Regions from separate parts of the Mus musculus genome. Here all the other regions are linked to region 3. Evidence: chromatin loops called from intact Hi-C (ENCODE). Cell type or tissue: heart. All regions are shown on one strand.

Region 1 (8,000 bases), 270 kb before region 3:
AAGGGGAGGTTGCCCTCCAACCTCTGGGTCCCCAGAGACAGGATAGTGTATCTCCATAGACTAACAGCTAATGCTTGTAAATATGTCTAGTTGACGACCTTCAAATCCATGGCTTTCATACCTACAGATTGGAAAGATTCAGAGGAAATCCTGTTTCTGTGCTGTGTAGCCTTTTTTTCAATGTTGTTTCCCCCCAAAAATATGGTGTTACAACTGTGTGTATATATCACATATATATTTCCTTTGGCATTGTAAGTATCCCAGAGATGACCTGGTGTTAACAGAGAGCATGCTATGTGCCAGTGCTGTTCCAGTTTATATCAAAGATTGAAGCACTTGCAGGTCTTAGTGTCCACCAGGGAGTATGGGATGTCCTGGAAGTGGACCCTACAGACAACAAGAGACGGACTGCATGTTTGTAGGTTTCTGGTGGGACACAAAGGCAGGGTCCCAAGAAGCAGTTACTTAGTTGTTTGCAAATCAGAAGTTTGTAGCAAACACTGTTTTAGAGATTTCAAAGTTAACTCTAGGGAACCAAGTTGATTTTCCTCTCTCCTTCAGGTTGCTATGGGACTCTGGGGATGGAGTCTGGTGTGATTGCCGATCCCCAGATAACAGCATCGTCTGCACTGGAGTGGACTGACCACATGGGGCAGGAGAACAGCTGGACAGCGGAGAAGGCCAGGCTGAGAAAACCCGGGCCTCCCTGGGCTGCTTTTGCCACTGATGAGCATCAGTGGCTGCAGATAGACCTTAACAAGGAGAAGAAGATAACAGGTTAAGAGACACGGCTTTCTGCAGCACTGCACTGCACTGCACTGCAGCACTGAGTTTATTTGGAAACCCATGGCAGCTGAAATTTTCGGAAATTAGGTCACTGAAAATTATATAGCTTCAGTTTTCTTTGCGGGTATTAATGTTGCTTGGGTACTTTTTTTCAATTTGGCCAAAAGAAGAATTAGTATTTAATTTTTAATTGTTCTAGTTTAATGTGATCTTTTTAGGGTAGAGTTTCAGTAAAGTGATCTTTGAGTCTTGAAAAATCTTAGTTATTTAGAAATGTATAGTTAAGGAGAATGTATTTTAAATGCTATTAAGTACCTTGTATTCCACATGTACTGAGTATCAACTTAACTTAGGTAAACTTAGCAGTGACTTGAGATAATTTTGGTTTAGATACGTTTGTTAAAAGACTGACTTTTGCCTACCAGTCATCATGCTTAATGTCCATACCCAGGCAATCATTCCTAGTAATTGGAATGTAGCTTCTAATGGTGTGAATGCAGGCTGCAAAAGTACAATAGCCCTTTCCTTGCATGTGCCCGCAGTTCTTCCATCTCTCCAAGGGAGCAAAGCCAGGGCTTTAGCTGCTAATACAATGTAATTGTCCACAAAGATAGAAACAAGCCATAGAAATGCTTGCAGGGCGTATCAGGTGTGTCTAGCTGACTTTGGGAGCCTGAGGCTGCGCACTCATGAGAAGAACTCTATCCTGCAGGTATCGTAACCACTGGGTCTACCATGATAGAACACAGTTACTATGTGTCTGCCTACAGAGTCCTGTACAGTGACGATGGGCAGAGATGGACTGTGTACAGAGAACCTGGTGTGGACCAGGACAAGGTAAGGCGATCCTGTAATGTTAAATGCCATGTTGTCTCACTCTACTCTCTCCTGGTTGTTTTCGGTACTGCTTGCTACTGTCTTCCTAGTGTTTCTAAGCAGGCTTAGAAAATTGTCGGTGATTCTAGGTCTTTGTGATTGTATAATTAGAACTGGTTATAATTGTTATTGGATAATTATCCAAGTATTTTGGCTGCTAAAGTAAGAACTTCTAAATAGTTACCTTCAGTTCCTTGGTTTTTATAAAGCCTACCAAATAATGGAACCTTGACTTTGTTCTCAGATTTTGACTAAGCAAGAGGAAAGGGAGGTGGAATAAAAGGTGAAGTACACTAAAGATAGAAAGGCCATTGTAAGATCACCTCAGCCGTTTCTGTGCCAGGACAAATCTGGTCTTCCCACTGCAGAATTCCCATAGTTTCCAAGACACTTCAGCATTTTTGTTTTAGTGAAATCCTGTGGAGACACTGGAACTGGACAAGCAGGGACAACATGGGAGAATATTGGAAGTATGTCACTGGGGTGTTGTCCCATCCCCAGCTTCCTGCTCTACCCTTGAGAGAATCTCAAAATGAAGGCACCTCTGTCCCCAGGGAAGATGGGTGGTGCTGTGTGGAGTGGGGACTGACGGCTTCTTTCAGTGAGAAGCGCAGTACTTCCCAGACTTTCCCAGCCCGCTTCTTATTTCATAATCTATCTCATGGCGACCGCACAGTGACCCTGTTGCCCCTTCTTGTTCTTTCATTACATTTTTTTTCTTCTCCCCATGAAGTATCCTTGGAGGAGTTTGTTGTTTTGGTTTGGTTTAGTTTTTGTGGGGTTCTTTGTTTTGTTTTAGTTTGTCTTTCCATTGTTTTATTCTCCTGCAGTGTCCAACCTTTTAATTTCATCTAATGGATTTTTAATTCCAATACTGTATTTTTTTTTCTCTCCTTCATATTTACCTTGGGTTTTAAATTTTCTTCCATATATTTTTTCATAGGCATATGAGCACGGAGTGTGTTCATCTGGTAATTTTACCAAACACACACCTCAGTGCTAGCCATTATGCTATTGATTGCTTCTGGGTGTTTTTATTAGCATTATTAATCCTCTGTGTGTGTGTGTGTGTGTGTGTGTGTGTAAAGCTTTATTCTGGGATGCAGTTAAGCTACCAGGAAAACATTTCTTTATACGTATTGCTAACTTGACAGTCACCATTGAGACAGTGTCCCAAGTATTATGAAATTTACTCATGAGCTGATGATGGAGAGCGTTTTGAAGCCTGTGTTGTCATAAGCTTGTTCTACTTATCACAGGGTTCTTTTTCTGACTCTAAGTTGCTTCTGGCTGAGGACTTAGGGGAAGTTTCATACAGAGCCCAGTGGCCTTGCTGTAGTTCATCCATTCCTGCTGACACTCATTCTGTCCCTTTCCTGTCCTTACTCTGCTAAGCTCTACCCCAGAAATTCTAGGTTTCTGCTGACCTCATGGCTAGCAAGTTCTCTAGAGTGTGGGAAAGCCTTGCCCTGTGACCTGGAAATTCACCAGTCAGTACTGATAAGCAGAGTGTGTCTTGTTTGGGCCCCTACTCTGTAGTTCTGACCCTTTGCTGCCCGTTGCCCAGTGTCTTGAGAACTACTGCGTCCTGCCGTGCCCTTTCCCAGTTCTTCTGTTGTTCATGGCTGAGGTCCAGCTTCTCTCACTCAGTTACTGACAGAAGAGGAAGGCTCTGAACTTAATGAAATAGCACATATCTTCACACTTCAATCTGTCCATCTCTTCGCTTCTCGGGTAACTTGTATTTGTTTTGACATGTCTTCTAGGTCTCTGCATACCTACAGAGCCTGAGCCAGAAAGTATAACCAATCTCCTAAACTTCCATAATTTATTGCTTTCTAATACTACACCATGTTTGTATTCAGGGGAGAATGAGAGAGAATGTGTGTACTTTTTCAAAAATGTTTCCTAAGGATGTCTAACAACCTTCCCTGTGCATCAGATTCTCAGTGAATGTTGGCAGATGGACTAGAGCATTTCGTTAGGGTCACGTATAGCCAGCCCAGTGTGCACTGTGTACTTGAGGAAGACCTTGAACTTGTGATTCTGAAACTGACTTCATTACAGATGTGCTGCACCACACCCAGTTCTATGAGGAGATGGGAAGAGAACTTATGACTTTGTGCACATAAGCAAGCAGTCTGGCCTACATCCCCAGCCTTTGCCAACAGTTATGTCCTGAAATGTTGTTTCAGTCAGTTCCTGTTCACTGATAACAAAACTGTCAGCATTGGCCTTTAATCTATGTTAGAGCAGGAGCTAGGGAAAGTATGGAAGCTTACAGAAAGGGGGACTGTTGGAAGTATAGAGAGAACATTATAGAAACTAAAAGATCTTAATGTATCTTCCAGCATGTGTAATCTAGTTACAGGCAGATGGACCAGGAAGAAATAGCTGTCCTACTTGGGCATGACTTAGGAAGTCCAGTATGCACATGTTCTCGCTTTAGCTAGTGGAATGGATGTGGCTAATTTGGCACAAGGGGAAAACAAGGCCCTGCTTAACTCATTGAAGCCCTGCGATTAAGTCAGAAGTCACAGTCAGCTCAGCTCCTGCTGCTGGCCTCACACTGTCACTCTGTGGCCACTCTTTCTGTGCCCTGCCTTGAGGACCACTAATGGCAAATCCATGAAAGTACTGTATAAATAGGGCTGACTGAGGAGAAAACACATTTGCTTGAAAGGGTTGAGGTAATGAGATAATCACTTTTAATCATGTTTTCTACTTAAAGATTGTTTTTATAATGCATGTGTAGCTGTTGAGTTCCAGTCGTTAAATCAAACACAGAATAGCATTTCAGGGTTGTTGCTACTTGGGGTAAGCAGCAAGTCCTGACAACTGGGATTGTGGTGTGAGGAGTGCCGTAACACGGTTGGTCCAGCAGGTGGAGGTAGAGGCCTGGCCCATGAGCTGAGGCCTTTGTGTGATGGCTCTTTTTCACTTTAAATATAAACTTTAGATGATCGTTAGTTCCACAGGGATTGACGATGATAGTTTATTGATGCGATGAGCTGTGGCCCTGCAGTTGAAACGTTTCCCGTATTGCCAGGTTAGCTATCACTCCTGTCCAGTTCGTAAGCCATCCTAACAACATTTTTGTAGTTAGTGTTTCCCTCAGATAAGCTTCCAGGTAAAATGTGCAGTGTTTTAATAACTGCTTTTCCAAATGCTGATTGAGTTGTTTTCTGAGAAGTCTGTTCTGTCATCATTCTTTATCGATGTTGTTGAACATGCTTAGCTGGAGCAGTCTAGTTCTGGTCTCTTTTTGATGTAAAATACCAATTTTTGTTATTTTTTAAAGATATTTCAAGGAAACAAAGATTATCACAAGGATGTTCGTAATAACTTTTTGCCACCAATTATTGCACGTTTCATTAGAGTGAACCCTGTCCAGTGGCAACAGAAAATTGCCATGAAAGTGGAACTGCTCGGATGTCAGTTTACTCTCAAAGGTAAAGAGCCAGTGTGGCCAACAGTGGTCCCCACCATTGCCCTTTTAAATTTCCCACTTAACTGACACACAGTCATCACACACTTATGGTATACCGAGACATTTCAGTGTGTGTATGCGTATATAATGATCAGATCAGGTAATGATCATGTCAGGTAGATACAGTTTCTTTGTATTTGACACTTTTCAAAGTCCTCTCTCTAGTAGGAACTGCTCATTTGTTTCCCTGTTAAAATGTTGCCATCAGAATAGTTTCACAATGCAAATGAGACTCTCCAGTTCTGGTCTTGGAGACTTTTAAAATTAGGTTCTGTGTATTAAGATCCATGCATTGAGGGTTAGAGCAGCAACCTAAGCTTGAGTAACTTTTATTTTGAATTAACAAAAAACTGGAATAAATTCACCCAATATTTTATAATGTTTTAATGTTATTTCCTTATATTTCACAAAGCTATCATTGTGCCAGACATAGTTGGCTCTCCATACACACTCGTTAAATGAACTGAATATAGCATATATTAGGTTATAGCTATAGAATTGGATAGCCAATAATCTTCTAAGGTTACCTATGAATTAGTTAATTATTTAATTATTGAAAATCTGGAAAATCTTATAAAGCCTGAAAAATCTTAGTTTTCTTGCATTTAATGCAAAGTATAATTATCCATTGGATTCTGAGATTTAAAATTGTTCTGCAGAATTAAGCAATTTAGGAAATGTTGAACATTTAACATTGCTCTTTTTAAACTATAATTTTTTTTCAAAGCAAAATGTATAAGCATTTCTAACCCCCTTTTTAAGGTCGCCTTCCAAAGCTTACTCCACCTCCTCGGAACGGCAATAACCTCAGAAATACTACAGCTCGTCCCAAACTAGGTAAAGGTATGCCTGCTTTTAATGTGAGACTTTGACATGTCCTGTAACTATATTTAAAACATAAAACTGAACTTTCCTTAAGTTATTAATGTTTAAAAAATAAAAAAAGGTTTCTTCAAACTTTTTTCAAGGTCGTGCCCCTAAATTTACTCAAGTGCTCCAACCTCGAAGTAGGAATGAACTTCCTGTGCAGCCGGCGGAGACAACTACCACTCCTGATATAAAAAACACGACTGTAACTCCCAGTGTAACCAAAGGTAGGTAGATCAGGCACGGACTCTTCCCTGGTGGGGTTCTTGCTCTCAATTACGAGTTTCCAGCTCACTTACTTCATCTGTATTTTTCCAGCTCATCCAAAATAAATAAATATATAAACTTGTGTCTTTTATGGAAAAGCCTGTGGGAAGCTCAGTCTATTCTGATACAGGAAAGCCTGGTGCTTAGCTGTGTGGTCTGTGTCCTCTCGGCCTCCTCTTATGATCCCCAGCAGCTAAGCACGAGTCCCGAGCTCAGAAACTCAGCACTTCTAGAAATGATTAAACCACAGCAGCAAACAAGCTTTTTTACCCACATTATATATTAATTCACTAATGGGGAGAGCTGATAGAGGAGAGCGAAAAACATCTTTAAATTGTTTAAAACATTTAAAGTTTTAAAATGTACTTCAATTAACATTCTTGTTTTTTTTAAATACCCTCTGCTTCATATACATTTGTAATTTTCTGATTATTCATTCAGACATTAGAGTTACTTCTAAATTGCATTACAGTGATAAATACAGTGTTACATTGTACAAATCACTGTCCTTTTTGCTTGTTGAAAAGAAAACTTTCAGTTAAATTCAGAAAATAAAATGTCAGTGTCACAGGAGAATTAGCAAGCAGGGCTAACATGGGAAAAAAATGCTCATTTTCAGCAAAGTATGGGAAAGAAAGCGTTACCAGGAAAACCCAGTGCCCATCTCAGTCAAAGAGAGAAGTTCTCTAGGACGGTTTTGTTGCAGGATGAGGAGGAGACGACAGGGCAGATAAGCTGGAAATGGTCAGAGCTGCAGAGTTGGGTGGAGAACAGGAAAGGAGAAAAGTTGGTAAACAGGGTGAGCGCTGTGTGGGAGAGAAGGGCCTCAAAAAATGAGAACCAGCATCCCCCAGGGGTGGGGGGGGCACATCGGATACCCTAAAAGAGAGAAGAAGGACGAGGAAAAGCATGCTTTACTGCCAGGCTGCTGCAGTGCAATGCGGGGTTGCGAGGCTACTGGACTGATGCTAGGCTCTTACGCCCCTGCACAAAAGGGTTGTACCAGGGATGCAGGATTAGAAATAAAGTAGATAGTTTATAAGGAAAAAACACTTCAGGAGTGGAAGTGGGCTTACTGAGCTAAAGGGGAGCTTCCAGACTCTTGGGCCACATTGTCCTTTTATAGGACGTCTAATTGCACCCACACTTCTGTTTGTATTTCACAGGCTTTGCTCACACGTTCTCTACTTGCACATGAAATCCTGTGGGAAAAGCATCCAGTCCTCATATGGTCTGGCTTTCATCTTGATCTTTCCAGCCCCAGTCACTCTCCTGCCTCTAGAGGACGCTTCCTCCACAGTAGCTCCCCCTCCTCTATAATTTATTAATGACTTTGACTTTCTAAACGTTTATATAAATTGAGATAGTTTTCTCCAGCTTTGCAGACATGAGCCTCTTCCCTGTTCTTATCTTCCTCATGGTATAGAGGAGGCTAGAGAGAAACTGGAGAGCTCAAAGCAAGTACACCCCAGCTTTGGGGTGGTAGAAGGTAGCCCTCTACAGGTGTGTGTGTGTGTGTGTGTGTGTGTGTGTGTGTGTGTGTGTGCGCTTTCCAAGTCTAAGCTGAATTGTTTGTGTGTACACATGGAGACCAGAAGACAACGTCAGATGTGTTCCTCAGGCACCGTGTATCTTTTCTGTAAGATGGGATCTCGTTCTAGCCTGGAGCTTGCCAACCAAGCCATGTTAGCTGGCCATTGAGCCTCTAATTCTG
Region 2 (8,000 bases), 1.5 Mb before region 3:
TCTGGCCTGAGGCTCACTATGTAGATCAGGGTGGGGTCAAACTCTGCCTCTGCCTCCTGAGTGCTGGGATTAAGGATATGCCCAATCAGGCCCATGTTCGTTGATGTTCTTAAATTAGCCTTCTGATCTAGATCATAAAATCCTAGAGGACAGGAGCCTAGGTTTTTCTCTCGGCTCTCTTCCCTCCCTTTATTCCCGCTTCTCTCTCTCCTCCCTTCTCCCCCCCCCAACCCCCTTGACCCCTTTTTTCCTCTCACTTTTAACTATTTCATGTTTCTGAAACAGAGTCTCATCAGCAGCCCAGACTGCCCTAAAATTCACAATGTAGCTCTGATTAACTTTGAACTTGCACCAATTCCGCTGCCTCACTCTCCTGGGTGAATGAAGCTGGGATCACCAGCAAGCCACCACACCCAGCCTAGTTTTATTCTTACACACTTCCATTTGTAGACTGAATGATCCTTAGCCATCAGGATGAGTTTGGTGGTAACCTGCAAAATACACTGTGGAAAACTTTACAAGTGACCAAGTCAAACTAAAACATGACAGCTAAACTAGAAACCGTTCTGCAAGGATCTCATTTACCAAACACTCAAAGAAAAGTGGGCTTACTAATCTATGGCCCCCAATCCCAAAGTCTTTCCTGACTCTACGGAAGCTGGTCAGGAAGAGTGAGACTGGAGAGATGAGAGGGGAGAAGAGGATGGGGGGAGACTAAAAATCTCAACAAACATCTCATGGAAATAAAACAACAAGGAACCCACACCAAACACGCAGACTGTGCTGGGTAGGTTTCTGTCAACTTGATACATGCTGAAGTCATCTGAGAGGTGAGATCTCATGCCTCCAGCTGTACGCAAGCCTGTAAGGCATTTTCTTAATTAGCGATTGATAGGAGATGATGAAAAAGTCAGCCCTGGGCTGGTGGTTCTATAAGAAAGCAGGTTGAGGAGCATAAGGAGCAGGCCAGTAAGCAGCCCCCGCCATGCCCTCTGTATCAGCCCCTGCCTCCAGGTTCCTGCCCTGTGTAAGTTCCTGTCCGGACTTCCTCCATCGATGACAATGATGCGGAAGTGTGAGCCAAATAAACCTTTTCCTCCCCGAGTTCATTTGATCAGGGTGTTTCATCACAGCAATAGTCACCCTAAGACAAAGACCTGGCCCCACAGTGGTGGCGCACTCCTTTAATCCCAACTCAGAGGCAGAGGCAGGAGGATCTCTGTGAGTTCCAGGCCTGCCTGGTCTACAGAGATTTCCAGGACAACAAAGGCTACACAGAGAAACTAAACTCTATCTTGAAAAACAAAAAGAGCAACAAAAGACATAGACCTTAATGGGACCTTTAAGAGAACAAATGTTGCTACCAGCAACCATCCACTAGAGAGACCTTGCCCATAACCACACACACACACATGAACTAAGAACTTCCTTACGATGTTTTAACTCAGAAAAATTCTTCCCAAGCTCCGGACTTCATGCTATAACCACTAGGTCACTTTCTAGAAAGTCCTTATCATTGATTCTTAAAAGGTTTCCATAATGGGTTGGAATCTTTTTACTGGGCTGACACTATAGATCAGTGTAGGCAGAGCACCTGTTTACCATGTACAAGTCCCTAAGTTGCACTTAGGGAATGCAACTTACATAACCACCCATCCCTCATAAATGTGTACGGATTTTCCAGACCTATCTTTCTCTTAAGTCAAGCAGTGCTAGTTATTATTCCCCAAATAAATCCTTAATTTTCCTGCCTTTGCCTCCATTTCTGCCGTTTCTTTATTCTCTTAACAGCATAGCACAATCTGGGATTTAGCCTCCAGCTCTGTAAGGTATTTAATATTTGAAATATGGCTAGACCAACTGAAATTCATGATAAGTATAAAGTGTACATAAATCTTTTCATATGGGTAAAAATTAAAAACTAAATCTGGTTGTGGTGGTATACACCTTTAATCCTAGAGCTTAGGAGACAGAGGTCAGACAAGGCTATATAGCAAGTTCTGGACCAGCTAGGGCTACACAGTGAGACCCTGCCTTCAAACAAATAAATAAATGAAAAACTGCTTTTAAATAATGAGCACATATTCAAATAATACATTGGTGTTGGATATATTTTTTTTAAACATAGTAAAAGTTCTACCTGGTTTTTGTTATTGTTTTTTAAGTTTTCAATGAGGCAAAGGAAAGAAATTTTAATTAATTCCTTCCGTAGCTCACATTATAGTGACTATTTTGAACAATGTTAAGGTAAGTCTTACTGATGCTTCAGAGTCTAACTCACACACCAGTGCCTCCATGAGCTTTTGTAATGCATGCTGAAATGGTTTCTGCCTCTTCTGAACTCCCACAACACTTATTTACAATCTCAGAGAACAAAATTAACTTTAGCTTGCTACATGTGTACCTGTCAGTCCCCAGAAGACCAGCTACTCAACTGCTATATCGTGTATTCCTTTCTGTTATTTCTATTGTCCTCAATTAGTAAAGTACAAATTTACCAAAGGCTTGCATTGTGTGTAGGTACACCGTGACAGTGATATATAAACACTGTGAAAAACAACAGCAAAATCCATGAGTCTTACACCTGGTCAATACAGTTAGATCAACTGTAAGATATACACGTGCACACACACACACACACAACTTCAAAAGTAGAAGTGTCCACCAAAAATTAATGACCCTCAGTGGGAAAAATAATGCCTACCAAAAAGGTATTGGCAGGGTTGGGGATGTATCACAGTTGGTAGAATGCTTGTCCTAGCACACAGGAAGCCCTCGGTTCAATCCCCAGCCCAACACAAACCAGGCAGGATGGAGCTTACAAGCCAGCACTCGGGAGGAGAAAGCAAAAGCATTGGAAGTCCACAGTCATCCTCAGCCACTCAGAAAGTTCGAGGCCAGCCTTGGGCTACATGAGTTCCTTTAAAAACCAAATCTTCCCACAGCCCCAGAGACACATGCAAATGCCCGGGAGAAACAGTAACAAAATTCAAAACGCCCTCCAAGTCATGAAATTAAATTGTGAGGAAAGTGGTGGGGAAGAAAAAAAAATAATAATAACAAATGTTAGAAACTGTTGGGAGATAAACAAAATTAATAATAATAATTTTTTTTTTTAAAGACAACCCTGAACTACGTAGAAGGAATCTTGCTGGGTGTATCTCACGACCTCTGCACTGTCAAAGGTCGCGGTGGTTATTTCAAAAGATCTCATTTCAAATGGTCTGAGATCTCCATCCAAGAACTTCCTCCTTAGTGCGCCCATTCCAACTCCCTGGCTAGGGACTCGGCGAACTCAGTGGGGAAGCCACTCTCTTCGCTGGGCCAAGCGGGAGGACCTGACTTAGGCGCAGATCCAGGATGGCCCCTGAGTCCCCGGGATTCTGCCCCAGCCGCAGAAGCCCGCGGGCAGAGGGGACCCTGAAGCAGAGGGGGCGGGGCAGGGGCTCAGAGGAGGACAGGTGCCTTTTGCTCCACGCCCCGCCAGCCAGCACCTCGGGGACAGGCAGGATGGCGAACAGGAAGAGAAGGGGCCAGTGGGAATTAAACCTGGGCTCGCACTCACCAGCTGTCCCCGCCCGACGTTGACAGTGGCAGAAGCTCTTCTCCTTCCGCCATTGCTGTTGACGTCCACGTCACTTTGCCGAAAAGTGGACCTGGCACCGAGACTGTCTCAGAGATTCAGTGTCGTAAAAGGAGTTATGAAGTCTGAGACTTGAGACTCACCAGAGCGAAAGAGGGAGGAGGCGAGGAATTGGAAGGATGCAACGTCACCACGTCTCTAGGGCGAAAGGCGGAGCCCGGAGCTTTGCGAGAGGGAGAAGATTATGGAAGACCACAAATCCCAGGATGCCAAGGGCCCGCGAACGGAGTGGGCGGGGCACAAGGCTTGTGGGCGGGGCCGACCCTGGGGAGTGGGAGGGGTTCTCCGGGATGGGGCGGGGCGCCACGCTGCGGGCAGGCGTGGCTCAGAGGAGACTCTGAAAGTGAAGCATCCTGGCTTGGCGTCTTAATGTTTGGGTCTCTGGCTGTCCGGTGTGAGCCAGAATTGAGAATCCCAGCTAGTGGAGAGAGGAGGGCAAGTATGAATTCACACAGAGAAGGTAGGCTGAATAGAAAAAAAGGAAAGGACATACCACATCATTTGTAAAGACCATTCAAAAAAATAAAAAGGCCAGGGACTTAGTAAACCATACAGCACTTGCCCAGCATCCTCAATGATTCAATCACCAGAGCTACAAGAAAAATAAAAATACACGAAGGACTCTGTCAAGCTATCCAGTTAAGAAAATTATACTCTAGTCTTCTATCTTAAATATGTCTTCTAACAGCCAGGAGAATCAACTGTAGTTCTGAAACTGAAATTCCAGTTTAAAAAATCAGTTTAAGAAAGCTGCCGAGGGGGGCTGGTGAGATGGCTCAGTGGGTTAGAGCACCCGACTGCTCTTCCGAAGGTCCAGAGTTCAAATCCCAGCAACCACATGGTGGCTCACAACCATCCGTAACAAGATCTGACTCCTTCTTCTGGAGTGTCTGAAGACAGCTACAGTGTACTTACATATAATAAATAAATAAATCTTAAAAAAAAAAAAAAAAAAAAGAAAGCTGCCGAGATCCTTCCCTTCCTAGCCAAAGTCCCATTTGTCCCTCTAAATGGGCCTCCTTGTTCCGCACCCAGGTTTCATCCACAGTACCAGTATTACCAAAACACTAGCCCCTGGGCTATCTTTGCCTAGTACAGATTCAGGGAGGAGCTGAACAAATATTTTTAAGCCCAGGAACAACGATGCAGTTAACTACATGAAATTTATGGATAAATCTGAAAATGCCATTGTTAGATGAACCAAACAGATTACAAACAAAAGGCATCGTTTATGTTTGATATCAATATATTAGCAATAGATGCATGCACACTGAGAAATGCAGGGGTAATGTGTAGAAAAACTGAAAACAATTAAGTTTTAGATGGGGCAGGAATGACCAGAAATAGCTTTAATTAAGTAAAGTAAGTTTCTGTTCGATTGGTTGGCTGGTTATGTTTTGTTTTGTCTTTTGAGACAGTCTCACTAGTAACCTTGAGGAGCTCAGAATTTGCTTTGGAGACCCGGCAAGACCAGGTTTGGCTTGACTCCGGGGCTGGTGTCTGTGAGCTCCTAAGCGCAAGTGTTCTTCCTGCCTCCGCCGCTCAAAGAAGCAGTACGAGAGGTGTTTGCCACTATATTGGTTCTAATGTTTAATATTTCATTTTTAGGAGCTGAGAGGTACCTTCAAGGGTATCCATCATTTTTTTTTCTGAAATATACTTTGGTACCTAAAATGCTCCAGAATTTTAAAAACTATTTAAATAATGTAGCACAGCTGTCCCAGTGATAAACCAAAACATGATGGCTCTCCTTCCAAAAAGAGACAATAAAAAGCTGAACATTCAATTCCAAGCCTGGAGCAGATGTGTAAGGTTCAGTTCTTCATTGTGAAAATTCATTTTTACATAGAATGTGGCTATAGATGACCGTTTTAAAAAATAAAAGGTGTGGCGGCTGGAGAGATGGCTCAGTGGTTAAGAGCACTGACTACCCTTCCAAAGGTCCTGAGTTCAAATCCCAGCAACCGCATGGTGGCTCACAACCATCTGTAATGAGATCCAATGCCCTCTTCTGGGGTGCCTGAAGACAGCTACAGTGTATGTATATATAATAAATAAATAAACCTTGAAAAAACAAAAATAAATAAAAGGTGTGACTCTAGGTCAGATCGCCATTCTGAGACACATATCCTCTGATGGATCCCTTCAGTTGTTCTGGAAGGCTTGCAGAAAAGTGGCTCAAAAACTACTCAGTGACATGCAAGCAATTGTTCACCAGTCAAGCTCATTCTAGCCTTCTATTGAAGTTCATTTTTATTGTAATCAAATTAGTGACTATGTTATAGTCTGTTTGGTAAAATATTCTATTAACGTATATTACTTATTCCAGATGGTGGAGGTGTACTTGGGAGGCAGAGGCAGAGCAGATCTATGTGTTCAAGGTCATCCTGGTCTACAAAGTAAGTTCAGGACAACCAGGACTACACAGTGAAACCCTGTCTCAAAAACAGATGATATCTGGATAGATATATATACATACATACATATATATATATATATATATATATATATACTTTTTTTTCCAAATAGTTTTTCACTCTGTGCAAATAGCTTAAACCTTCCTTAGACTTCTCCTTAACCTGTTCAGAACCAACTATGTGGGCATCCAACCTGTGCAAGTCTCACAACATTAATATGCTTTTGGTTGTCATTCTTGAATAGGTTCCTCTGATTCATTCTCCCTGGTGTTTGCCTCATTGTGGGTTGCTAATATGCAAGCTGCTGGGAGATCGCGTATTTCAGCTGTACGTAGGTCTTCTGCCCTTTCTAATCTTACTTTTGTTCTTTCTCAGCATCATCTTCCTTTACCTTGCTTGGTCTTCTGAAAAACTACCCCACCACACACACACACAAATACATGGGATTATCGGTAAGGAGGCAGCTGAGCTAGTGTGGAAGCTAGTGTGTATAGTTCTGGTTGTGAGTCCTCTCATCAGAAGGCCTTGCTTTGGCCCTTGCTCTGGCTCCAGCTCTAGTTTCCCACGTCTCCCAACACGCCTCATTCCCTGTGATCACAATGTCTTTACTGCCCACAGAACATTGTCTAGCTGGCTGCATGTTTTTGTGAGTGTTCTTTCCGTTACCCAAAAGGTCCTTCTAGTTACCTGGATCATTCCATGTTTAAAATATGAGCAGGAAAGCACAAGAAGAGTGTAGTAAGTTCTAGCAATAGATCTCTGCTTCACACCAAACCAAAAAATAAAGCTTTTAAGAGATGGAGACGTCATAATGAAATATACCAGCACTTTTCTTACGGTATTTTTTTCTGTTAACTATAACATTTCATTTATATATCTTTCTCTGGAGCAGAGGAGTGTAAAATCCTTTTCTATTGTTTCCATAAACCTGGTTCTATGCTTATGTGGAGGTGACCTGTGCCTAATGCTGTCTGTCCACTCACAACATCATCCAGTGAGATGTTGTGTCCCCAGCCTGCATTTATGCATCTAATTGTGGTCCTCACATCCTATAAAAAAAGGTATAAATAATACTTTTCACATTATCCTTGGAGAAAATCAAATTTTATTTTCAAATGAAGCATTTTACATGAATTGTAGAAAACATAAAAATATTTTTATTTATTATTTGGTATCTGGGGTCATATCATTATGTGACTTATGTTGTATAATATACTTAATTCATAAGTGTGAGTTCTTGGGCTTCGCGTCAAGTTCGGGGGGTCTTTCATGAAGTCAAAGGAAGGCTTCACAGGGCTAAATGGTCACTCCCTTCCATGGTAGGTCACTCCTACAGCTGACAAGTCTTAGGCCCACCCTATATGAGCTTCTTCGTGGCCTGCTTGATTGTCCTCTTTAACATGCAGTCTGCTGTCTCCCAAGAATAACTCTGGCAACATAGCTCTGAGGCTAATGGGGTTCACCACCAACCCTAACAACCTGAGTTTGAGCTGGGAAAGAAGGAACAGACTCCTTCAAGTTGTTCTCTGACCTACACACACACACACACACACACACACACACACACACACACACACACACCATGTAATAAAAAATAAGGAAAGAATTAAGGAGGGGTTGGAGGGAGGGTTGACGACCAGAGGGAGCTTCCCCTTCTAATGGGGTGGGGAGAGGTCTCACATGAGGGGGTACTGAGAGGAGAGGAAGTACTGATACTGGGTTGTAAAGTGAATAAATAAATAAGTTTAATTTAAAAAAAAAGGAAAAGAATTGAATAGAAATCAAAATCAAAACCGCAATTTTTTTTTATGATTTCTCCTTAGATGTCAGAGTTCTGTTATATCCTTGTTATTCTCCACAATGTCCTATTTGTCAGCTTTCTTGTGTGGAGGGAAACTACACGGAGCTTAGATGCTAAAGACAAGAATCCCCATATGTGA
Region 3 (8,000 bases):
TACTCTAAGAGTTTTTTTTTTTTTTATTCCCATAGTTACTTGGAGAATTTAGAATTTATTAAAATAGCATGCCAAACTAGGAGGGATACATTTGCTCTTATTAGGGAACCCACATTTAGCTTATTATTTTTCTTGCTAAATCATATTTACTCATGGATAAATTACGCTATTATTCTAGAAGAACATGCTTTAGGCCTCTTTATAATAGTAGATCTGGGGATGGCAGATGGCTCACTGGATAAAAAAATGCCTGCTGCCAAGCCTGATTTTGATCCTCTGGATCCACATCATGGAAGAAGACATCCCACTATCAGAGATTGTCTCTACCCTCCATAAGTGTGATTATAGCATCTGCATGCCCACATACATATACACACTCACACAAATAAAAAAAAATAGATCTGATAGTCATTTATGATATGCATAACAAAGTTATTTATGTTGGTGTCCCTAGCAATTCAACAGGGTCTGGCTGCAGTAGGTAGCCAATAAACGCTTATAAGTCTAGATTGAATCATGCTTGGATTTGGAGCCATTTCTAACCAACAAGAACTTTTCACAATCCTTTTGGACAGTTTCTGTTCTACAATAGCCCTACCAATTTCATCACAACATAAACTAACACAGAAAGATGTCTCTAGTTAACATAGCATACTTTTTTGTTTTATACCAATGTTTTAACTTAATATATCTTGTTATGTCAGAAGAAATTCACAAACCTATAAACTTGAATACATGTCAACTATGTATATACCTCAATCTCTGCTGCTGCCAAATCTATGATAACTGTAATTTGAAGTTACGGTTATATCTTTTCAATTGAATTATGAGTCATACAATTTAGGACTTGAGTAGTGGTTTAATAGCTATTTAACTAATGAGGTCACTCGGACCCAGAAAGACCCATAGTCTTTTAAAATAAAGTACAATTTTAACTCAAATTTCTCATCTCCAAATGGTTATTTATTATATTATCATTCACAAGCAATAGGAATCAAACAACTATAATTTATTTCACTTTGAGACACTTAATAGGATTTTATAAATAACAGGGACAAACTAGCCCAGAACTTAGCCCCTGACCTAAGCACAGGTGACTCCATTAAGGCCACGCAGACCATAGAACTCGGCATGTACACAGTATCACCTGGAAACAAACACGTAGCCCATCAAAGTCTATAGTTCTGGGAAAGTCTCTACCTTGCTTTCTTCTTAGCTTATGTAGTTCTTCTTCTGGCTACTTATTTTTGTTAACTGAAGTATGCCAATCTAGAATATGGTTTTTGTGCTGAAAAGCTTACCCTGAGAAAGGCTCAGATATACACTGGTATCCTGAACACCCAGGGTAGTCAGCAGCCTGCTAATAAAGTCTTTTTATTGGTTTAAACCCATGTCTGAGCAGTCTTTTCTGGTGAATGCCCCACAGTTATTTTAAGATGCAATTTGTAAATTTTTTTAAGATGCAATTTTTTATTTGCTTTTTTTTTTCTGAATCAAGGTTAGCCATTGTTCTATAGTAGACAGATACAAAGCAATTTTGATCACAATTTTAGCCTTTGGCTAGAACTCAGAAACTATTTCTATTTTCCTTTCTGATCACCAAAGTTTATAAGAAAAATAGAACAAATATTTAAGATGAATATGCAAGGTTGCTATATTTTGATTAACACAAGTTAACAGTGAACATTTTAAATAAGAATTGTATTTAAGAATATTAGGGAACCTGAGAGGGAAGGTAATTATTGTGGAAAGAGCATTATCTAACCATATAGATTTTTCTGTTACTGGGCTCATTTATAGTGCACCATAACTACAACACTTTCCTTCTGAACACTAGAAACATCAGCTTTAGAAAATTTAGCCAGAAGCCTAGTTCAACACTGTTTGAAGCCTATATCCCATAATCTGTGATAGTTGCTAAGTTACTTGGTTCATTAATAATACATATGAGACTAGCAGCCCAGCAAAAAGTAGGAGTAAACATTTAACTCTAAAAATTGATTACAGATGATTGCTACCCACAGAACATAGCATAAATAAAAATTGGAAAACACCAAAGATACAGAGATAACTCAGAAATGTGAATGTGTGGTCTGTGGGACTGTGTTTGAGAAGGAAGTTGAGGTCTTCTGTTCTGTGGCTTTCAGGGTGGCCAAAACCCCAAGGACACACTTCCATGTTGACCCTAAGCTTGTGAGTGAACAGGGTTCTGAGCGTTTTCTGGGTGTTCTGTGCTGTTGGAAGGTGAAGGCATCATTGTCCTTTGTAGAGTGACTCCAGAACCTCGTACCTCCTGTGTCATGACGACTAAGTGTACTGTGAGCCCAGGACTTAGAACTTCCAGAGCACACGACTAAACAAACACATTGAAATGCCCTCCTGGCAAGTCTAGCAGCTGGGTAGTTAGCAGACAGGTCCGGAAGCCAGCTGAGGTGTGCAAGAACACTTACCACTATTTATGACAGGCTTCTCCTCTTCATCTGGGACAATCGGGAGTTGTAAAAAGCTACTTCTACTGATCTTATTCAAACACTGGACATTCAATTGTAAATAATGCTTTAATGATTCCTTAACAATCCTCAGGTCCTCTGCCTGACATTTTTTACATTTTCTTATCTATAGATTCTATTTTCAAAAGTCCATATATTGAAAACCAAAGGCAATCTTATCTTAAAGATTATGAAGTAAATTGTCCAGTGTCTTAAGATTGGTTTACTAACCTCAGTGTTGATGTTTGCCAAGTTAGTTCATCTTCATGGGCTTCAGTTTCTCTGTCTACAAACTTAGGCTGTTTCTTTTCTTCTTAAAAAATGTCTCTTTACCAGAATTGGTTGCACAAGTTACTTCAGGAAGTAGACGTCTCATGAAGGCCGGTGGATGAAGACATCTGCTGCATAAGTGCATTCACAAGTCTTACTGTGGATTCACTATTCGACTCTACACACTCATCGAGCTTTCAAGATGACACCTGAGGCAAATTACGTTTTCATTTGATGCTATCCGTGAAAATCTAGTCATGCCTTGTGGATACTGGGCTCTGCCAGAAGTCCTTTTCCAGACACAGCCTGTGATGGTGAACCGGAACCACAAGCTAAAGGCAAACGATTTCTAACTTAAAAAAAAAAAAAAAAATCTTCTCTACCTGTTTAGAAATTCCTGTGAAGTATTTGAGGGCTTAGAATCATTCCATTGCTTCCATGTCACACAGCCATCTGTCTCCGAGGCTACCCACAACTTTTTCTGTTGAAAATGATCTCTAAATTCCATTTCATATTACATTCACACTTTAAAGTAACATTTTTGAAATCTAGTATCCTTCGGATTTACAAGTTGGGTTTTTTTTTTTGTTTTGTTTTTTTGTTTTGTTTTTTACAACTGAAACAAACAGGGAACTTGATTACAGTAGAGAGCAAATAACAGATTTCTTCAAACAAGAATAACGTAATTATATCAGGTTATAATGCTAGTTTAGTTAGATCCTTAGTTACATTTAAACAAAACAGAAGAACACGTTGTTCAAATGGGAGGGACGATGTAGGAAATGGGAGGGGGGTTGATATTTGAAGAGTAGAGTTCCATTAAAGTTCATCAACTCCGTAGTACTGATTTTTAGAGGTAGGGTGTTATCGTAGGGAAAACAGAAGACTCGACGTTAGATCTCGGCTAAATCAAAGCCTTTGACTATGGTTGACCAAAGATCCTCCCCCATCACTTTCTGGAGCTTGGTCCCTCCTTTTTTGAGGTGTAACAATCCCGCAGTTAAGACTTCAGCTTTCCTCACTGATCTTCAGAGTTCTTTCTTCGGAGAGAACTACATTCCCCACAATTCCTCGCGCGTCGTCAGGCATGCTCTCCTCTGGCTCTAGCCCCTTCTCCTCCAGTATTCCTACAAGTCCCACAAGGCCCCTCGGCCCAGGGCCGCTTTGGCCCGGCCTGGGGTGGAGGTGGAGGCGGAGGCGCGGGAGTTATGGAGGGGGCGGGCTCTGCAGGGAAGTACGTCAGAGGAGGCGCGGGGAGAGTAGGGTGCTGTGGTCGGAGCTGGAGGGCGAAGCCGGTGGAGTGAGAGGATGGGCGGTGAGTTCGCGGGGTCGCGGGCCGGCTCGGCTCGCGACCTGGGGAAAGGGCTCCTTGCTGGCGCGGCCAGGCCCGGGGGCTGGAGCGGCAGGCGGGGCGGGGAGGGGCGGGGCTCCGGGCCAAGGGGCCGGGGCTGGCTGGGTTCGGGTACCCAGGGCGCTCGCCCAGCCCTGCCGGTCTCCGCCCGCCCATGCCAGGCCCTGCTGTGCGGCCCAGGGTGACTGCGCTAGGCGCAGCTTCCAGAACCCGGCCTTTAAGGTCATCCGAGAGCACCAGGATGGACGAGAATTTTGAGAATCAGAATACAAATCGCACTTGCTGGGCTATTGATGACTGTAGTCGCCCCGGTCTTTTCCCCAGTCACTCCCCATTTTCCAAACTCCGCTCCCCAGTTTGTAAGCCTGTTTTCACGGGTGCTTGAGACGAGGGGTTTGGTGCTGTCACGGTGTGCATACATTTGGCAGGGTTTGACTCAGCGTGATCTTGCCTTGAGTCATTTTACCGCGGCCATTTACTACCGCCGTGGAGCCCTGTCCACGCCTAGGGAGTGTTCAGATTTTGCCTAAGTCACTTTTCTGTTTGCGAGTAGGGATTATTTAGTTTTTATGGATCTGTGCTATATTTTAGGATATACGGAGCAGTATTACAGTTTGGGAGGTTGAGAAGTGTGTAATGGAATGGGGGGCGGGGAGAGTAAGGAGTGAAGAATCCGGTTGTGTCAAGAGGCTTGGCTTAGCTTTAATTGAATTGAAGGAGATTGATAACTAACATGGTGTTTTTGCTCTCTTTGCTATGACATACATTTAAACTTTCCCCTCGGGTTAACACCTTCAACTCTGATTTCCAACTTACACCTCACTTCTGCCCTTATTTATAATTGTAAGCCTCCCCACTAAAAAAGCTGGGGGGTCTTCGTTTCCTATTCTGCTGTCTTTTTTCTCACACAAGCCTGAAAACACATAGCATGTTTATAGCTTGTGTAAAAATCCACTCTGCATTTAAGGTGTGCACGCTGCACTGCTGACCATGGGCATGTCTGTTGTTTGTACCTGTAATGTGTATGTCCTTTTCAGTGTTGTCTGTTTTAGTATGCAGGTGATAGACTAGAGAACAAGACTTCTGTCTCCGTAGCATCTTGGGTATGTGAGCATTCAATAAGTACTTTTCATGAGAATGCCTTTTGTTTTAAACTTAACATTTGTTGCCCTTTTGTTTGTAAATTTTTTACATCGATAAATGCATTGCGTTATGGAAAGAAGGGATGGGGAGTAGGGTAAAGGGGCTTTTTTTTTCTTTTTAGCATATTCTGATTTGCTCTTGAGGTCTGACTTTTCTTTCTTTAACTTAAAACAGAGCAGTCTGAATGCCAGAATGGATAACCGTTTTGCTACTGCGTTTGTGATTGCTTGTGTGCTTAGTCTGATTTCCACCATCTACATGGCGGCCTCCATAGGCACGGACTTCTGGTATGAGTATCGAAGTCCCATTCAAGAGAATTCAAGTGACTCGAATAAAATCGCCTGGGAAGATTTCCTCGGTGACGAGGCGGATGAGAAGACTTACAACGATGTTCTGTTCCGATACAACGGCAGCTTGGGGCTGTGGAGACGGTGCATCACCATACCCAAAAACACTCACTGGTATGCGCCACCGGAAAGGACAGGTACGTCCTTTACGTCCTAATAATGATGGCCCAGTGACGTGCAAGCTTGTCTGTGCTTCCTTCCCCTAAGAAAGTCTTCTGCATCTGTTTTATTCCTATCATTGTCTTGCCTCAACTTCCGTGCAATCCCATTGTCCCCGATGATACCACGGCACCTCATATTGTGATCAACACTTGAATCCTCATACTTATTTGCCAATTAAATTGTTTTTTATTCATGCCACATGTCACGAGGAATTCGCTTGAACAGTTGAAATATTTGACAGTTTGTGGTATTCAAAATCAAGTCAGAATGTGAGTTGCAGAATCAAGTCAAACTGTGAGTTGATTGCCCTCTTACAGTTAGCTATGTTAGCCAGGCGGCAGTGGCACAAGCCTTTAATCCCAGCACTCCGAGGGCAGAGACAGGTGAATCTCTCTGAATTGAGGCCAGCCTGGTCTACCGAGCAAGATCCAGGACAGTCAGGGCTATGCAGAGAAGCTCTGACTCTCTCATAAAGCAAACAAAACCAAAAATGATTACCTATTTTATAGTAGGTTTCCATCATTTGCCTTGTATTTTAGAGAATGTAATTTGACCAACTCTGCCTTTAAATCTGTACATATTTGAGACTTGTACAACTATAACGAGTTAATAACCTAAACAAAATTACAGAAGAATCTAAGTTGTCTCTCAGAATTATTCTTCAAAAATTCTATCAACACAAAGACTTTAATTTTTCAAGTATTAAATTAGAAAGTTTACAGTTTATTTTTGTTTATATTTACTTCTTTTGGCCTTTCACTGAGTAAGCACTGTATTCAAATCATAGCAGAACACGCTTAAGTTTCCATCTATTAAAAGGAATACCAGATCTGAAAAGTAGGTTTACATTCAAAGAAAGGGAACACAGCTGCAGTGTATTGTAAAACCTCCGGTTCATAAGCAGAGACATCCTGGCAGGTGTGAGCGGGACACATCCGAAGAGGAGAGCTGACCTTGTCACTGGCTCATATCTAAACCCATGGGCATAGTGCAAGGCTATCAGCTTGGGATTGCTTAGGAGCTGGTTGTAATTCAGATGTGAGATCACTAGAATCAGAGCAGCATAGTAACCCTGGGTAGTAGCTAGATCTTGAGTCTACTTTGAAGGAGTAGCTGTTAGGATTTTCTGTTAGAATGTATATGGGTAAGAATGATTGAAGCTTTTTGTCCAGAAACCTAGGAAGGTTGACTATGTCAACTTTTGAGGACGGTGGTTGATATGGAATGTTTCGGTGAGAAAATCAGAATTCCTCAGATTGTGTCCCTGTCCGTATTTCCTGGTTTCCTAACATACGTTCTCCTTTGTTCCTTTATGTTTCCTTTCTCTCATCCTTGTGTCTAAATCTTGAGACTGTCCCTGAAACTCATTGATGGCAGCAGAGTCATCTGTATGTCACTGGGAGCCATAGATTATGCATGCTTGGGGGAATGTCTTCCTGCATCACCTTTTACTTCCAAAGATAACCACTGAAAGATTATTATGGCATCTTTTCCAGGAAAATAACAAGCAGTCATTGTTCTTGTTCCAGAGTCATTTGATGTGGTTACCAAATGCATGAGTTTCACACTAAACGAGCAGTTCATGGAGAAGTATGTGGACCCCGGCAACCACAATAGCGGCATCGACCTGCTTCGCACCTGTGAGTACTCGGCTCTCAGCAGGACACTTGGAGAATATGTGCTGGGTTGAGGTGTGCCGTGGGAATGATGTGCTGGCACACAGTGTCACCGTGAGCTGCCTTCCTCAGAAACGTTCCAGGGAGCTCTGCTCCATGGCTACTATGATTCGGAAGACAGAAACATACTTCACAAACTTCAAATAATTTGTAGTTGAGGGACCGAATTCAGTGGAGGGTGGGACTTAGATCACCAAAGGATGTTACTAGGGGGAGTTTAGTAGGTTTACCAAATAAAATTTCTACTTGAAGTGCCCACTGCCATTGCCTGAGCTCCCATGAGCATACCTGAAGAAGCTGCTGCAAGCCCTCAGTGGCTCAGCAGGTGTCAGGCCTGTGCTCAGTGCCCTTCCAGTGCCAGGGAGCCGCAGTAACCAGAGGAGATGTCAGAGGAAACAGTGTCACGAGTATTCTAATCCTTGATGGGTAGGCTGCCATGAACTGCTGCCTCCAGATCCGAGCTTCAGAGCTGCAGACGGTAGGGCTATGTTTGTGTTTACTCAGACGGTGCTGTCAAAGGAATCACTGCAGTTATTTACCTCTGCAATGCGAGCGAGAGGAG

Evidence for each region. Hi-C counts contacts between places; a loop is a spot of excess contacts. Peaks named below come from ENCODE experiments on the same cell type or tissue, not always from the same donor. Only the 100,000 strongest peaks of a DNase experiment are listed, where the experiment ranks them.
Region 1: a loop joins it to region 3, with 2.5 times the contacts of the local background. A loop is called at or near these places in 8 of 42 quality-filtered maps.
Region 2: it touches region 3 in a loop (12-fold over the local background); 3 of 42 quality-filtered maps call a loop at or near these places.

Annotation. Positions count from the first base shown.
Region 1 is chr16:58,450,163-58,458,162 of GRCm38, forward strand. It overlaps Dcbld2 (discoidin, CUB and LCCL domain containing 2), which reads left to right. Exons shown (of 16, transcript NM_028523.3): 8 at 562-777; 9 at 1,499-1,623; 10 at 4,964-5,114; 11 at 5,915-5,995; 12 at 6,121-6,246. Among named protein-coding and RNA genes, the nearest start is that of Gm33475, 22 kb to the right of the region's middle. In heart, CTCF peaks have their summits at 638, 1,630, 1,872 and 4,537 (motif pointing right); DNase peaks (open chromatin) are centred at 659, 3,159 and 4,549; H3K27ac peaks cover 5,087 bases.
Region 2 is chr16:57,227,749-57,235,748 of GRCm38, forward strand. It overlaps Tbc1d23 (TBC1 domain family, member 23), which reads right to left and starts at 3,718. Exons shown (of 19, transcript NM_001358433.1): 1 at 3,566-3,718. The coding sequence starts at 3,618. In heart, no CTCF peak of the experiment used is centred here; a DNase peak (open chromatin) is centred at 3,773; H3K4me3 peaks cover 1,764 bases; H3K27ac peaks cover 1,362 bases.
Region 3 is chr16:58,724,011-58,732,010 of GRCm38, forward strand. It overlaps Cldnd1 (claudin domain containing 1), which reads left to right and starts at 3,900. Exons shown (of 6, transcript NM_171826.3): 1 at 3,900-4,074; 2 at 5,163-5,213; 3 at 5,428-5,737; 4 at 7,292-7,402. The coding sequence starts at 5,446. In heart, no CTCF peak of the experiment used is centred here; a DNase peak (open chromatin) is centred at 3,941; H3K4me3 peaks cover 1,971 bases; H3K27ac peaks cover 1,324 bases.